Linked DNA regions of Homo sapiens: region 2 is linked to region 1. Evidence: read pairs that join two places in POLR2A ChIA-PET (ENCODE). Cell type or tissue: Panc1. All regions are shown on one strand.

Evidence for each region. ChIA-PET counts read pairs that join two places held together with the same protein. Peaks named below come from ENCODE experiments on the same cell type or tissue, not always from the same donor. Only the 100,000 strongest peaks of a DNase experiment are listed, where the experiment ranks them.
Region 2: POLR2A ChIA-PET joins it to region 1 with 15 read pairs; 2 of 35 experiments call an interaction of 5 or more read pairs at or near these places.

The regions. Positions count from the first base shown.
Region 1 is chrX:103,326,023-103,334,022 of GRCh38, reverse strand. It overlaps TCEAL7 (transcription elongation factor A like 7), which reads right to left and starts at 3,784. Exons shown (of 3, transcript NM_152278.5): 1 at 3,719-3,784; 2 at 2,983-3,100; 3 at 1,697-2,646. The coding sequence starts at 2,619. The coding sequence ends at 2,317. RefSeq lists an enhancer at 2,769-3,268. In Panc1, no CTCF peak of the experiment used is centred here; no DNase peak of the experiment used is centred here.
Region 2 is chrX:103,825,609-103,833,608 of GRCh38, reverse strand. It overlaps RAB9B (RAB9B, member RAS oncogene family), which reads left to right and starts at 1,352. Exons shown (of 3, transcript NM_016370.4): 1 at 1,352-1,549; 2 at 6,531-6,604; 3 at 7,783-8,000. The coding sequence starts at 7,825. In Panc1, no CTCF peak of the experiment used is centred here; DNase peaks (open chromatin) are centred at 1,648 and 1,878; H3K4me3 peaks cover 1,337 bases; H3K27me3 peaks cover 527 bases.

The sequences.
Region 1 (8,000 bases):
TTCACAGGCATGATCATCGCACACTACAGCCTCAAACTCCTGGGCTCAAGTGATCCTTCTGCCTCAGCCTCCCCAGTAGCTGGGACTACAGGTGTGCACCAGCATGCCTGGCTAGAAATTTGCATTTTAGAAGCACTCCAGATGATTATAATGTAAGGAGATGACTTTTTGAGAGGGGCCAGCTATTTAACATTTGAATAATTTTATAGGCTGAATTTGGGGAATAATCCCTTTCTTACTGGGCTCCTTTTAAAAATATAGTTTCTAGAGGAGTTATTACCAACTTAATGTAATCAGAAGTAAAACTGGGCACTATAATTCTAAGTACACATTTATTAAATACCCACTGTATGTTAATTTATTAAATGCCCACTGTATGTTAATAAGATTAATAGATTAATAGAAGTATAATAAAAGATATGATGTCGTCTTTACTTTGAGATGCAAAATGTAAAAAATCCTGTTTAGAAATAATGCTTACATTTCTATACATTTACATATATATGCTTTGTAAGACTAATATATATATACTAATGTATATTAAGACTACATATTAATATATATACTTATATATGTAATGTAGACATTTATATATTATATATACTTACATATAATATGTAATATAGACATTTATATATTATATATACTAATATATATTAAGACTATATATATGCTTATATATTAGTCTTACAAAGCATATATATTAAGCTTAATATATATGTATTAGTATACATGTCTTACATAGCATATATATTTATATATGTATATGCACATATATATTTATATATGTATATGCACATACACATTTATGTGCATGTATACACACACACACACACACACACACACACACACATCTTAGTCTTATGAAGCATTTTTGCATGTTTCCAGGGAGAAAAAATGAAAAGCAGGGATTTGGTTTTAGATTTGTTTCCTATATCACATTGTGCAATTTACACATCTCCCAAGACTATTCTGAACACACTAAGTCAGGCCTGCCAGGAGCCTTCAGGAAGAGATTATCTCACAAGAGGACAAAGCCTCATTCCTTAGACTTAGAGCAGCAACTCTGAATACAGCATGATGCCTTTGACTTAAATTTATACCCTAGTCCAAATCCCAAGTGGACTCATCACATCTGACTCCTATGGAGAGGAAGGGTCTTGTGATTGAAAACAGATGGGGCTGTTTTACTAAGGGCTCTGAAAGACATTGTGGCCCAAGCAACCCTAGAGAAGTCCCACCTGTGTTAAATGTCACTATAAAGCACAGGAAGCTTTAGACGACAAGAGTCAGAGTTCAACCCACTGACGACTCCAGGGAATTCGGTTGGGTTTTGGCCCTGAATGACTGCAGTGCATCAGCAGCAGTGGGGCCAGCAGAGAGCACAGGGCCCAGCAGAAGAGGCAGCAGTGTTGGGCAGGTGTGGCAGGACCCAGGGGAGGAGACAGGGCTCAATAACAGAGGACTGATAGGGAAGCCCCCACCTCTGCCTACTGGACTTGTTCCGGAGTACAAGTTGAATCATGCCAGGCCCTCTCTGAAGTTATTGGTGTATTCTATAGTGGGTTGGGATTCTGTATGCACAGTGGGGAACAAGATCCCACTGAGCACAGCTGGTTACTGCCTCATTTCCTTCCCACAGCAGCCCTGTGAGGCAAATATTTTCCCTATGAAAAGACTGAGTCTTAAACGTGTGTATCTGTAATAATTACCAGTTTATTACTCTGGCTAAGAGATCCAGAGGTAATTGGAGGTTTACATTTCATTTTTACGCTTCTGTTATTGAGAGTTTATTAAGTGTTTCATTGCCTTCCAAAGGCGATTGACAAGTTCTTTTACTGTCTACTTTAGGGTTTTTTGTGACACAAGTAATATACACACATAAACATATATTCATTTTTTGGCAAGTGAGAAGATGCAGATAGGCAAAAAGAAAAAAAAAGAGATCACACAGAGATTCACTGTTAACCTTTGGTGTATAATAAAATCAGACACTTTCCTTTGCATTATGTCACATAGAAATGTACAAATAAAGTGTACATATATACACACATATATGTATACACTGTTTTGCAACTCGTTATTTTCACTTTGCAATATACAATGAGCATTTTTCCATGCAAATGAATGAGACCTCTTATTAAATGAATAAGATTGGGTCAAAAGATGAGATGTTGACAAGAGTCATATGTAAATCTCAGCAACATCGAATGACTGGAGTAAAACGATAGCAAATATTTATCAAGAAAGTGCAGACAAACAGAAAGCAGTGGCAACATTAATAACAGAAAATAATTGAATTGTCAGAGAAATTAATTAAATGGGATAAGGACGGTCCCGAGAATGCCTATGGTTAGAATGCAGAGCCCTAAATTTCTTTCTCAGACCCCTTATCTCTTCCAAACACCTTTCCATCTCATCTCCCTCCCTTGTCATTTCTTCATCTTTAAAATGCCTATAGTCTATGTCCTCTTTAAATTCTTCGAGAGACTGAAGCAGCCTCTGTCTAAAATTCCCTTCTGTTTGCTGGCGTTCAAATTCTCCATACGGGCGTTTTTCCTCCCTCTTTGGCACGCTGCACTTTGGCTTTCCTTCGTTTTCTTTGCAGGGTTTTTGCATGATGTTGTTGTTGTTTCCTGCTTAACTCTAGGGAGAAAATGTAAAGACAAATTGCTTCATTACTTTTGAATCACGATTGTCAGTTTCTCTCTGAGGCAAGATACTTTCCCATCTCTGCCCCACAGGTCCAGACCTCATAAGTCTGCGGCAGTTCCCTCCACCCTCTCATCTCCCCCTTTTCTCCCCTCCCACCTCAGGAACCCACCGTTTCCCCAGCAGACAAAGCTAATGGCCTCTCCAATAGGCAGGAGAGGCGGAGCAGAAAAGGAGATGGACTGCGAAGCCGCAAATTTCGCCTAGCTTTTGCCCCTTCCCGACTCCTATCCTCAGAGATCTCAGTCTAAGTGCCTCTCTCATACTGACCTGTGCGGGGTAGTTTCCTGCTCCTTTTCTTCCCCCAGATGTCTGTGAACACAGATCCTGGGACCTCCAAACAAAAAGGAAGGGGCGGGGAGGAAGGAGCTATCTGTGGATCAACCAGCTCCAGAGACAAGACAGACGTTATTATTTTGAACCTGGGATTCTCATCATCACCGTCATCGCCCCCCGGATTTCTACCTCCTGGCCCCTCCTTCCTGTCTGTATCCTTTCCTTCAGGATTTCCGTTTCCACTCCCCACTCCTCACCCTCAGGCCTGGGCCTTGCAAGGCCCGCGTCTCCCTCCTTCGCCCCGTCCCGCGCCCCACCCCACCACCACAGGCCGGCATTGAGTGAGGTGAACTATTTTCAAATGATCTCTAAATTTCTGTTGTCTCCATCCCGGGATTTCAGCCTTTCTCCACACACCAACACATACCCCAGGCCTAAAATTTTCTCTTAACAAAATTGGAGAAAGATGAGGAGAAGGATAAAAAGAAAGCATGCCAGGGTGAGAGAAGCCGATTATTTCAAAGCTGTCACTAAATCTCTAGGTGTCTCTCAAAAGATTTCGACCTACCCCCTTGCTTCCCCCTGCAAAAGATACAATTATCTCCGACGATTTTGCAGCGGTTTTGGGAAAGCAAGTCTGGACCTATTCCAGTCATTAGATTCACCCACTACTGACCCCGGGGGTCCAGTGGTTCCTTCACTCCAACCTGCTGGGATTTAAGGAATTTACCTCTTCCTTCCCTTGGCCACAAGCACGCACGGCACGCTTGTCTGCAGGGCAGTAAGGAGCTGGTACCCAGAGGAGAAAGAAGCCCGGGAATATAAGGACTTCGGTTCACGTCAGCTCCTGATCACGTGAGGATTATGTCATCCCCCATCTCTGGTCCCCACTTTCCCCTCCCACCAGCAGCGCTGCAGAAGTGGACCGGCTTACCAACCTCCCACCCCACACCACACCAGGCCCTGTCACTCATTTTTGTCTTTGCTAATTCCAGAGGTCAAAAGTGGCGCCTTCTCCCTGTGGTCAGAATTTGCCTTTCTCTGATTACCAGGGAGGGGCTGCATTTTCCCAAAGTTATATTAACCATTGTTACTTTTTTTGTGGTTGTGCTGAGAGGGAGGATTACTTATCCTTTTCTAAGCTACAAGAAAAGAAAAGTGGCAGTCTCCTCCATCCAATCGCCTCTCAGCCACTAATAGCCATCATTTCCCTTGGAGTCCAATCCTTGAAACCAGATTGGAGGGAATGGGGTGAATTAGGAAAGGAGGTAATGATTTGGATTGTGCTTCTTACTTTTGTTTTGATAATTTCTTATTCTTTTCCAATTTTTCCATAAACTTATTATATACTTTTAATAATCAGAAATATGATAAAGATATGTACATTTGGAAAAAGATTCCAGATAGGAGGATAAAAAGGCCAGCCACCTGTTTCTGCTGCTGAAGTCATAATATAAATATAGACCCTTTAGGCAGACATATTTTTTGAAGTTTAAGATGTACAGGTCAGTTGGAACCTACTCTTTTGAGGGGCTCCCGGGCATGTGAGGTCCTTCCATTAGGTGAGTCACTGAGACCATAATCCTACAGCACCTTGCCCTTAGATTTCCAGATCGCAACTGTAAGTCACAAATTTTAACTAGTTTGAGCTCAGTATCATGCCCTCTTTCTTCCAGTTTATACCATACACATAACCCTTTTTTCTTCAATACTGTACCCCTAATATCCCAACTTTTTTCAACACTCTCATTCAGAAAAGAATAGTTTTTCATTTTCCCTAGACATCTCCATCCTATTTATGTTTTCCATGACCTTATTTAGCCATACTGATGTATTGAAAGCTACTTGTAGTACTAACAAAAATTAGTCACATTTAGCCACCCAACACACTAAACTTTTTGTTGCTAAGGATTTGGGTACTTGTCTAAGTAGATTTGCTCTTGATTTGTTAGCTTGAAATATATGCAATAGAAAGGGAGATGTGTAAACTTCTCATAAGTTGTTTTTAGGAAGATTGCAGCTCATTATGAATATAAAGTTACCACTAATCAGTTTGATATAAATGACTCCAGAAAAAAGTTCAGTGGTCAGAAAAAAGTCTTAAAAACAGTAGAGCATCATTGTCACAGTTATTAAGGAATGACTAGTTGTGATAGAGGCAAAAAATTCGTTTGTGGGGAGAAAAATTCCTGAATCCTCTGTGAACAGCTTTTCATGCAGATGGTTAGACTCAGAGTTATAAAATGGCTGAAGGATTCGGGTGTTGAAGACTTTGCATATTAGTAAGAAGAATGGCATTGGACAAATCCTAGTTTGAATTAATTGTACTTACTTAGCTTTTGTATAAACTTGAATGTAAAACTTGGATACTGCAACTTCTCTGTGCTTCATCTATAAAATGAGGCTAATAGTTTGAAGTATCTCACAGAGTTTTCAGGACTAAATTACATATTTAATATGTGTAAAACATTTAATACATGACTGACAAGTACCAAGGCAGCCTGAAGCCTAAATATGTGGGGGCAGGTCTGGCACCAGGGATGGGGGAGGTGGGTGAAGCTGAAGCCTGCAGCCCAGGGGGTCAGTTTGGCAGTGGGGCAGGCCTAGACACTGAGTTTTTAGAGCAGGCCTGGAGCCTGGGGCTGTGGGATCCAGACTAGTGCTAAAGCAGGCCTGGAGGCTCAGTCTGCAGGTACTGGCCTAGAGTCTGGGACCATGGGGGCGGGTCCAGTGCTGGGTATTACTGGGATGGGCCTAGTGTTGGGATCCAAGAAAAAGTCTGGTGTTCACTTCCTTCTCCTTCCCCCAAGTGGATGGTACCTCCAAGCTGTGCAGCCTGGGGTTCAGGAAGGGGTGATGTGGGTAATGTAAAACTTTCCTTCCTATCCTTTTCAATGTGTTTTTTTCTTATTTCTGTTCTATACCCAGGTGCTGTAATCTGCCAACTGGTTTCCTTAGCTCTTGCGAAATTATTTTTGTGCCCAGATAGTTGTTCAGATTATGTTTCTGTGGGAGGATGAGTGCAGGAAAGTCCTGTTCTGCCATTTTGCTGACATCTAGCTCCTCACATCTCAATTAATTTTTAATAAGGCATGAAAAAAGGGTAAAAAGGAACAATAATAAGATGGGACATCTGCAAGCAAATAGCAAAATACTAGTTTTAAATCCAATTGTATTAATCATTACATCAAACATTAATTGCCTAAGCATGCCCGCTAAAAAAGAAGAGTGTAGTGGTTGACTTTGGGTGTCAGCTTGACTAGATTAAGGGTTACTCAGATAGCTGTTAAAGCATTATTTATTCTCAGTGCTTCAGTGGGCACTGAGCCAGTCTCTCTTCTGCTCAAAGGGAAACCTAGGTGATTTTGCTTTCGATTAAAATGATTGGGCTTCCTCAGGTGTGTCTGTGAGGGTATTTCCAGAGGAGATTTACATGTGAATTGGTGGATTGAGTGGGGGAAGAGGGCAGCCTCAATGTGAGTGGGCACCATCTAACCGGCTGAAGGACCAATGGAACAAAAAGGTGGAGGAAAGGTGAATTTTCACCATTTCTCTACTGGAGTTAGGAAAATCTTCTTCTGCTGCCCATGGACATCATAACTCCAGGTTCTCTGGCCTTTGAACTCCAGGAACTACACCAGCAGCCACCCCCCACAACCCTCACCATACACCCAACCTGGGGCTCTCAGACCTTTGGCCTCAGACTGATAATTACACCATTGGATTCCATGGTTCTGAGGTCTTTGGAATTGGATTGAGCCACACTATCAGCCTTCCTCACTCTCCGGCTTGCAGACAGACTATTGTAGGACTTCTCAGCCTCCATAATTAAGTGAGCCAATTCCCCTAATAAATCCCTTTTCATATATTTCTTTATGTATTCTACCAGTTCTGTCTTTCTGAGGAACACTGACTAAAACAGAGAGATTGACAGATTGGGTAAAAATGCCAAACCACTTGTTTGCTTTTTATAAGAAACAGGCTTTTCTTTTCTTTTCTTTTTTTAACTTTTATTTTAGGTTCATGAGTATACATACAGGTTTTTTTTTTTTGTTTGTTTTTTGTTTTTTGTTTTGAGACGGAGTCTCGCTCTGTTGCCCAGGCTGGAGTGCAGTGGCACGATCTCAGCTCACTGCAAGCTCCGCCTCCCGGGTTCACGCCATTCTCCTGCCTCAGCCCCTCGAGTAGCTGGGACTACAGGCTCCCGCCACCACGCCCAGCTAATTTTTTGTATTTTTAGTAGAGACGGGGCTTCACCGTGTTAGCCAGGATGGTCTCTATCTCTTGACCTCATGATCCGCCTGCCTCGGCCTCCCAAAGTGCTGGGATTACAGGCGTGAGCCACCGCACCCAGCCACATACAGGCTTTTTATATAGGTAAATTGCATGTCATGGGGGTTTGGTGTATAGATTGTTTTGTCACCCAGGTTAATAAGCATAGTACCCAATAGGTAGTTTTTTCTATCCTCACTCTCCTGCCACCCTCCACCCTCAAGTAGGCCCTGGTGTCTGTTGTTCCTTTCTTTGTGTTCATATGTATTCAATGTTTAGCTCCTACTTATAAGCAAGAATGTGTGGTATTTGGTTTTATGCAGAAACACATTTACAGACACACATTGGTTAATAGTAAAAGAATGAAAAAAGAAATAGTATGGAAACACAAATCATAAGAAAGATGGAATGGTTAGATTAATATCAGCACAGTAGATTTCAGAGCAAGAAATGTCCATGGACAGATGAATGAATAAATAAAGCATGGTATATACATACAATGGGATATTATACAGCCTTAAAAAGAAAGTAAATTCTGATACATGCTACAACATCGACAAACCTTGAAGACATTATGTTAAGTGAAATAAGCCAGGCAGAAAAGGATTGATATTTTACGTTTCCACTTATATGAGGTACCTAGAGTAGTCAAATTCATAGAGACAGAAAGTAGAACAGCAGTTGCCAGAGGCTAGGGGAAGCAAAAAAATGGGGAGTTACTATTTAACGGGCACAAAGTT
Region 2 (8,000 bases), 500 kb before region 1:
TCATCAGAAGAGTGTTTTAGAGTGTATGTGTGGGGAACGGGGTTGGTTTAAATAGGAGCACATGAGATTCAGTTACATCAATTTATTTTATTTAAATATAACAACTATTAGTGATACAGCATTCATTCATATTCAGCAAATATTTTCTGAGCATGTCCTATGCAGCAAGCATTGCCCTAGGCTCTGTGCATACGGTGGTGAACACAAACGTTGTCCTTGACCTCATAGTCCTTCCCCACTATAGTTTAGTAGGGAAGACAGCTGTCAACCAAATAATCATACACTTAAATGTACCACCAAAAATGGGTAAGTGTTATGAAGGAAAAATACAGCAAGTTACAGGAGGCTACAAGAGTATAAACTGGGGCACCATCTCTATTCTGAGATTATCGAGAAAGGTTATCCTGAGAAGTGACATTTAAGCTGGGGCCTGCGGAGATTGATTGCACGATTGCCTTGTCAAGAGACAGAGGAAGAGTGGCCTAGATGGAAGTAGCGGGTATGTGTGAGGGCCTGGACGGGGTCATGAGATGAGTGAGGGCCTGTGCCACAAGGTCACAGGGTTTCGGGCAATGGGGAAGCTTCAGAGATGGAGCTGCCTGACAGAGAGGTGGAGTGCAGGCTAAATGACCTCAGGAGCTTTGTCCTTCTTCAATTCCAGGGGGAAAATCACAAACTAGTTGGAAGTACCAGAGGGCTACAGAAAACAACAAAAAGAGACTAGCTGGTCGGCTAGGCACAATTAAAACATCAAATTCTGCCCCAGCAGCAATTCCGGGAAATTCAAGTAATGCCCCCTGTGTGGCCCTCTAGAACTGTATCTGGTAAGAGTAAAGGGCAGTGTGTCCTCTATGCCTGCGCTACAGATGTGGACATTTTTTTTAATTGCCTGAAAATTTCATAAGCTGTAGCCAGTTAGAGGGCCTAGCAATGTGTTGTGATCATGTGTTTTCCTGAGTTATTTGAAACAAGAGGGTGTATGTACTACCCTCTTGGCAAAATTAAAGGATTTTGAGCTAGGATAAATGAGGTAGATCAGAGGATAATTGCAGGAAGTGGGGCAGTGGCTAGCCCTGCTTGAGGGCTTAGGCCCAGGCTGCAGAGGAGCTAAGTGGAAGAGCAATATTTGACGGTCTATTGCCGCTGTGCCTACTAATCGGCTAGGGGAGGAGAAGGAGGACAAGGGAGACCAGGGTTGGACGATGAGCATGAAAGAAGAGTGGGCGAGCCAGGGAGCGCTTGCCACATGGAGGGCGGGAGGCGGCTACACCGGGTCCCCACCGCCGAGAAAGGGGCACGAGGAGGCGGCGCGGGCCCCGCCCCCTCCCCTGGCGGGCGCGGGCGCGGGCTCGAGACGCTGCGCGGCGGCAGCGGCGGGCGCGAGCGGCAGCTGTCAGGCCACCGAGGTCCAAGCCGCACTTGCTGCCCCATTGAGGACGAGGAGGCAGCAGGAGCAGTGACGGTGACTCTAAGGAGCCGGATTCCCGGCACGCAGAGCTGACCTGCCTGGCACCCGCGGCCCTCTCCTGTTTCCTTCCCATTGTGTTGGGTAAGGTGCCTGTGCGTGGGCAGGAACAGGGGCTAGGGGCTGGAGGACCCGGAAGGCCGGGAGGTGGGGGGCCTGTGAGAAGAGGGAGAAAGGAAAGTCTAGTTGATCCCCAGGACCACTCGTAGCTTGAGAAAAGGGACTGAGCCGCTCCCGAGGTCGGAGTCGGGGGCAGGTGACAGTGCAGGGGGGCGTTGCTGAGTAATCCCGAGCTGCTGCCAGAGCCGAGCAGAGAGGCGCAGGGCTCCGTGGGGAGCGGGTGTGGCTCAGTGCGCATGCGCCACAGCCGACTAGCTCTAAGAGCTGGGGGTGAGGTGAGAGGACCTGGGTCGGAGGTAGTTGGGACTATGTGTGACATCTCACTTTCTAGGTCCGTAATGCTAACAGTGCCCCTGTCGTAGAGATGCCAGCATTCTTGTCTCCCAAGGAAGCTTTTTTTCCTTGTGTTCAGCTCGCTTGATGTCATCCAAACCTTATCTACCTATCTGTCCCTGGGCAGTCTACTGAGGAAGAAGTGTCCTGGGGACGATGCCAGATTGCTATCTAGTGTGCCTTTGGGCTTATAGCCCTAGAGCTGTCGTTGTGAGCAGTGAAAGGTTAGATGTGGGACTCCACATTGGACCCTTTGAGTTGCATATAGGATATAAATGTGGGCATGAATGTAGGAATAGCGTTTCAGTGGCATGACAGCTGTGGCATTTGGAGTCGGCATGGATGTAGCTGATAACTTGTTAGCTCTGCAAAATGAATCCAGTGCGTCAGAGGGTTTCCGCGCTACGAAGCACCCACCACCAGCACCAACGCCAAGTATTGGGTTGTATTGGAAACACACTCAAACATTCAATCATTTCTCATCCGTGTTGAATTTTACATAAATATAGCCGCGCCCAATTCTTCAGTGCAATATTTCCAATTATTGTGCCAGCATTCAACAGTGAGTTGAGTAGCCCTTACCAGTGTGTCGCCACAAGATGGGCTTTCCCCACAGGTCCAACCATGGCTCCTCCCCTGTACAGACTTCCAACAGTGCCACTCTCATCCAGTGCCTAGCCCTCCCCAGTTGCTCTTCCCCTATCGATCCCTGCAGTACACATCCCTTTCAAGACTTGCCTCCGAGCAATCTGCACTACTGATTTTGAGCATCATTCCACTCCATGGCAACTGAACTGATGCGAATTTGCTTTTCTGCCTCTCTTCTCTCCATCATCATACTAAAATGTACTATTTTCAAAGGTTCAACTTCTTTTTCTTCATTGTACTGCCTCCTCCCCCACCTCCACTCCCACCTCTAAGCATTCCCAACTAAATACAATAATTTGAATAAGGCTTTGTGGGTACTGCAGATTCAGAAGGTTTCAAGTGTGTTAAAGAACAAAGAGCTGGGGAGTATTGGTTATGGAAATTCCTAATTCACCTTACTCTCCAAGACTGAGACCCTGATGGGAAAAAAAAAAGTTAGTAAACTATCCTTAGAGCATGCTCATTAATGAGTTTGTGGGGGTAGGAAAGGGGAATTGCGTCTCTCGAATATTTTACTCAGTTAGAGTCAGATCTTTCTCTGAATGGGATCAAAATCAGAATAAGCGTTTTGGTCCAAATGCTCGCCCGACAGAGGACCCATAAGGGATGCATACGTCATTTGACTTTCCTATTTACGTATTTAGTGTTATCAAAGAATTCATTTGCCTGCTTAATGTTACCTTGTTTAAAGGTTTGGATTAAATCCGGCATATTCTGGGGGAGGAAAAAATGATTTCATTTGCTTTTACACTGTGCTAGTTCTTTTTAATTTAAGTATGTACTAAAGGACATGACATTCATTTTCAAACAATGATAAATGATTGTGGAGAGGCCAGCACCCACCGACAACATCAACTGGATATCATTATTCTGCTCTTGTTTTGGGTAGGAATGGGGAAATGTATATACTTATTTTTAAAATGTGAGAGTAGGGGGAGGAAAACTGGAGCATTTCCCTTGACTTTCAACAGGTGGAATTCCCATTACTCCCCATCCAGAAAATGATCGAGTCAAGTTCATAACTTCTGCTCTTTAGTTACCTTATAAATAATAGTATTTTGGCATCTTACAGAACTATGGATCTATTGTACCTTGGCATCAATTCAGAGGCATTAATTCTGGGCACCTACCTAATCATTTAATTGGTAAACAAATATTTATTATCTCCATGGAGGATCCTGGTGCTGCACACTGAAGGGGCTTCAAAGATGTATACAGTGAGCTTACTATCTAGGAATTTAAAATTGATCATGTAAGAAAGACAGGAAAAGTTTGTTAACAAAATAAGTCAGTATAATGACATTATTTCAACTGTAAACAATGAGATCCTGAGCTTGCATGTTAATTTGTAAACTCCCTGAGGGCAAGACCTTGCCTTAAACATTTATTAATTCCCAACAGTATCTACATCCAATGGATGTTTGAGTGATGAAGCTTTGCAAAGTAGATTGAGTGGGGAGACACCAGAAGCAGGGAGAGAAGAACTTTCACAATAGATTAGATGTGAGAAATTGTGGGCCAAAATGAGGATGGTAGCACAGGACTAGAAAATGATACTTCAAGGGAAAATCAGCAGGATTGAATGAAGGCAAGGAGACAAATCTAAACTGTATTCATTTTTACTTCTAGAAAATAAATGGGAGTTGGAGACAGCAGAGGAGAGTGGAGGGTTTCCTTAGTAAGGACACAACACACAATAGGCACTGTAGTGTTTTCTCAAATATCAGTAGCAAGATTGGACCAGAAGACCCTGAAGGTCCCTTCAATGCTGAGATTCTGTGCCATATGCAGATGTTCAAGCTTGTTGAGGAACAAGGCATTCTCAAATATGGAAGAAAGAGAAAAGGAAGAATTCTTATACTTTCACTAGCAGGCCCTTTCTGAGAAGGGTTAATACTGAGCCACAAGGCCCCCACCAGTGCATGAAAGGAGGTGGAGGAGCCAGAGGAATAAAAATCTCAAACCAAATTTTTCAAAAAATGCTTACAAATCTTTGCAAACTTCATAAGCTTTTCATTCTCCCCCAAAATCCTGTTAAGTAGGGCAGGTATTATCTGCTCTATTTTTATGTAAGAAGATACTGAAACAGAAAGATTAAATGACCTGCCCAAGTTCATAAAATAAATGAATGGTGTAACAGTGATGAAGACCCTGGTGTCCTGATTACTGCCAGCTAGCTCAGTGCTCTTGACACTGAACCACATTGCTTTTCCTCTTTTTCCCTTGGCATAGAGCCTATAGGCCCAGAAGTTATGTGTGCACATAACCAAATAGGGAATGCACAAGCAACTGCAGCATTATCTCAGACAGTTATTAATACATCATCATTATTCCTGGAGCTGAGCATTTGGTTTCCATATTCACTCAGTCCTTGACCTGTCTATTGAGTTTATCTGCAACTGGGAGAATAGGGTCAGTGAGTCTTTTAATGATGTGAACGCCTGTTTGCTAGGAACTCAAGGAAGCTTGTGTGGCCTGGACGCTTAATACTAGCCATCAGAATCATGCCCAAGTTTGTACTTCTGTTGCTTTTCAAAATGAGAGTTCAAGAGTTTTGCTCTGTAAAATTATCCTACAGACCAGTATAAAAAAATAAAAAAGTGTGCTAACACTTGTTTCATCTCCATTTAAAGAAATGTTTGTTACTTGAGCTAATTCCAAAGACAGCAATTTGGGAGCAGGAAAAAGAGGACAAAAATTAGGAATTGTAGGAAACTTGAGAATTCTGTAGAGTGTATATAAACCAAGAAGGAGGATAAAGCCTATCCATTTAGGAGATATTATTTAAATTCATAATTACTGATTTAGATATCTAATGAATCCTTATTATAAGTTTTATCTATATTTAGAAAATAACATGTGATTATTAAGCAGCAGATTTTTTTTTAAAGCTTCGTTCTTCCTCAGTAAGAAATAACACTACACAGATCTAGGCACTGTTTTTCTTCTTAAACCAGTACTCTTGATGCTGCTTAAATAAGATTCTTGCCATAATTAATTATAATATTAGATGAATGTATATTTAAATTTAATAACACCAGCTAAATATTAAAACTGGTGTTTAAGACAGATGAACTGCCAGGTACAGCGGCTCACGCCTGTGAACCCAGCACTTTGGGAACATGAGGTGGGCAGATCGTTTGAACCCAGGAGTTTGAAACCAACCTGGGCAACATGGTGAAACCCCATCTCTACAAAAACTACAAAACTTAGCCGGGCATGGTGGTGCATGCCCGTAGTCCCAGCTACTCAGAAGGCTGAGGTGGGAAGATTACTTGAGCCCAGGAGGTCGAGGCTGCAGTGAGCCATGACTGCACCACTGCACTCCAGCCTGGGTGACAGAATGAGACCTTGTCTCAAATTTAAAAAATAAATAAAGAAAAGAAAAATGACCTAAACTAATTAATAAAATAATTAGCCAAGATAATATACTTTATTGTAAACAGGAAGCCCACAAACACAATTTTTTTCTGCTCTCTAATTATGTGGAATCAATTGCAGAGACAACCTTGAGACAGACTGGTGAGTGCACTAACAACTTTCTTGGAGATGGGAACGTTGGTAGGTATAAAAGGAAGAAGTTTCATCTCCGACTTAGGATTTCAGCATATCTTAGATTGCTCTGTACTTTCCTTTTCCTGAATGTCATCTATTGTGAATATCATCTTTCTTTAATTTGCTTTTACTTTGAATGGAGAATTCAATTGAGAGACAATATAAAATGTAAAAAATTATATAAATTACAAATTAGGATAAGTTAAAGTTCTTGGAATAAAATTATTTTGCTTATGTTAAGCATAGGTAGCATTTTGAACTTTTATTTTTGAAAAGCACCCTCTGTAGGTTACTTGAGGTTGCTGTGGGTTCTTTTTTTTTTTCTGACTTGAATATATTTTTATATAGAGCCTTAACGTTATTTTATTATAGATTTTTTTAAAATAATGTTTTCTATTCTGTTTTATAGCACCCTAAAAAGAAAGAATAAAACAACAACAGGAAAAAAAGGAAAATATTTAAATTGTGACAAAAACCCACTGGGTAGGTATTTCAAGGGGGCACACTGTGGATTTGGGATATTTTAATATTTGATCTCTTAAAAATGAATATTTAGAAAAATATATAGCTAGTACATAGGCATTCCAAAATCATTTTAAGGGCTACTAAATTTTGTAAAATTATATTCAAATGTGTGTGCTTCCAGAAACTGTTTTGCATGCACTCCTTCGATTAGTGATTCGTTTTCATCCCTTTGGGTCTATTGTATAAATATCATCCAATTAACCTCATCACCGTTGAGTTCCCACAATAGACCTAGTGGGAAAGTACCTAACAGAATATAGGAAAAGGTAGTATTTGTTCAGTAAGCATTTGATCTTTTTATTTTAAGACACATTCTAGGTGTTCCATGTGTAGACATGTTGTGGAGGTAACAAGTAGGGTACTGTATAAATATTAGCACTTTAAATTTTGCAGTATGTTTTCAAATGTTGCTATTATGGAATTAAAACCTGAATCCAAAAACTAATAAGCTATTCAAGATTTCCTTCCTTCATGACAGCTGTTATATTGATATCAGTCAATTGTCATCAACTTAAATGCCATTGTTCCATGAAGAAAAAAATATAGAAGATCCTTACTTGAGAGGGTGTTCCTATCAATGCAAGTATAATGGGGTAAATGCCTGAAGAAACGTAACCTTGTTCTCTCTTTCAAATTCTGGGGTGCAGTCTAATTCTGGCCCAGACCTCTACCGACAGAATCAAGAATCCAGTTTATGTAGCTTTCTCTTCTCAGTAATTTTTGTATCCATCAGGAGCAGACTTCAAACCCCAAGTCAATTTCATACTATTTGTCTATTGTTTGGAACTGTCCAAACCGGAAGCTAAAGTTGTCACACATTTGAGTGGCATTCCTGTTCTAGGCTTCCTCTCCTAGAATTGGGTCAGAACTGAACCAAATTACAGGACCATCTGCTAGTCCATTTACCCATGGCACTCAGCCATTTTCCTGGCACAACAAAAGACCTCAGAAAAACAAGACCTATTTTTCCCCTTATGCAAAATTAGTGTTATTTCTTCTGCTGTACTACATCAATTAATGAGCATAAATCAGAGAAGTTGAATGAGAAGGCCTTATAATTCAGAGAAATTTGCTATGAAGTTGATTTCAGTTTCAGGTTTAACTGTTTTCCCTCCTACTTTTCCTTTTATTTTCAGGTTCTCTTGGTTACAAACTCCTTCCCTTCTGGTGCTGCAAAAATGAGTGGGAAATCCCTGCTCTTAAAGGTCATTCTCTTGGGTGATGGTGGAGTTGGGAAAAGTTCGCTTATGAACCGTTACGTAACCAACAAATTTGACTCCCAGGCTTTTCACACCATAGGGGTAGAGTTCTTAAATCGAGATCTGGAGGTAGATGGACGCTTTGTAACCCTCCA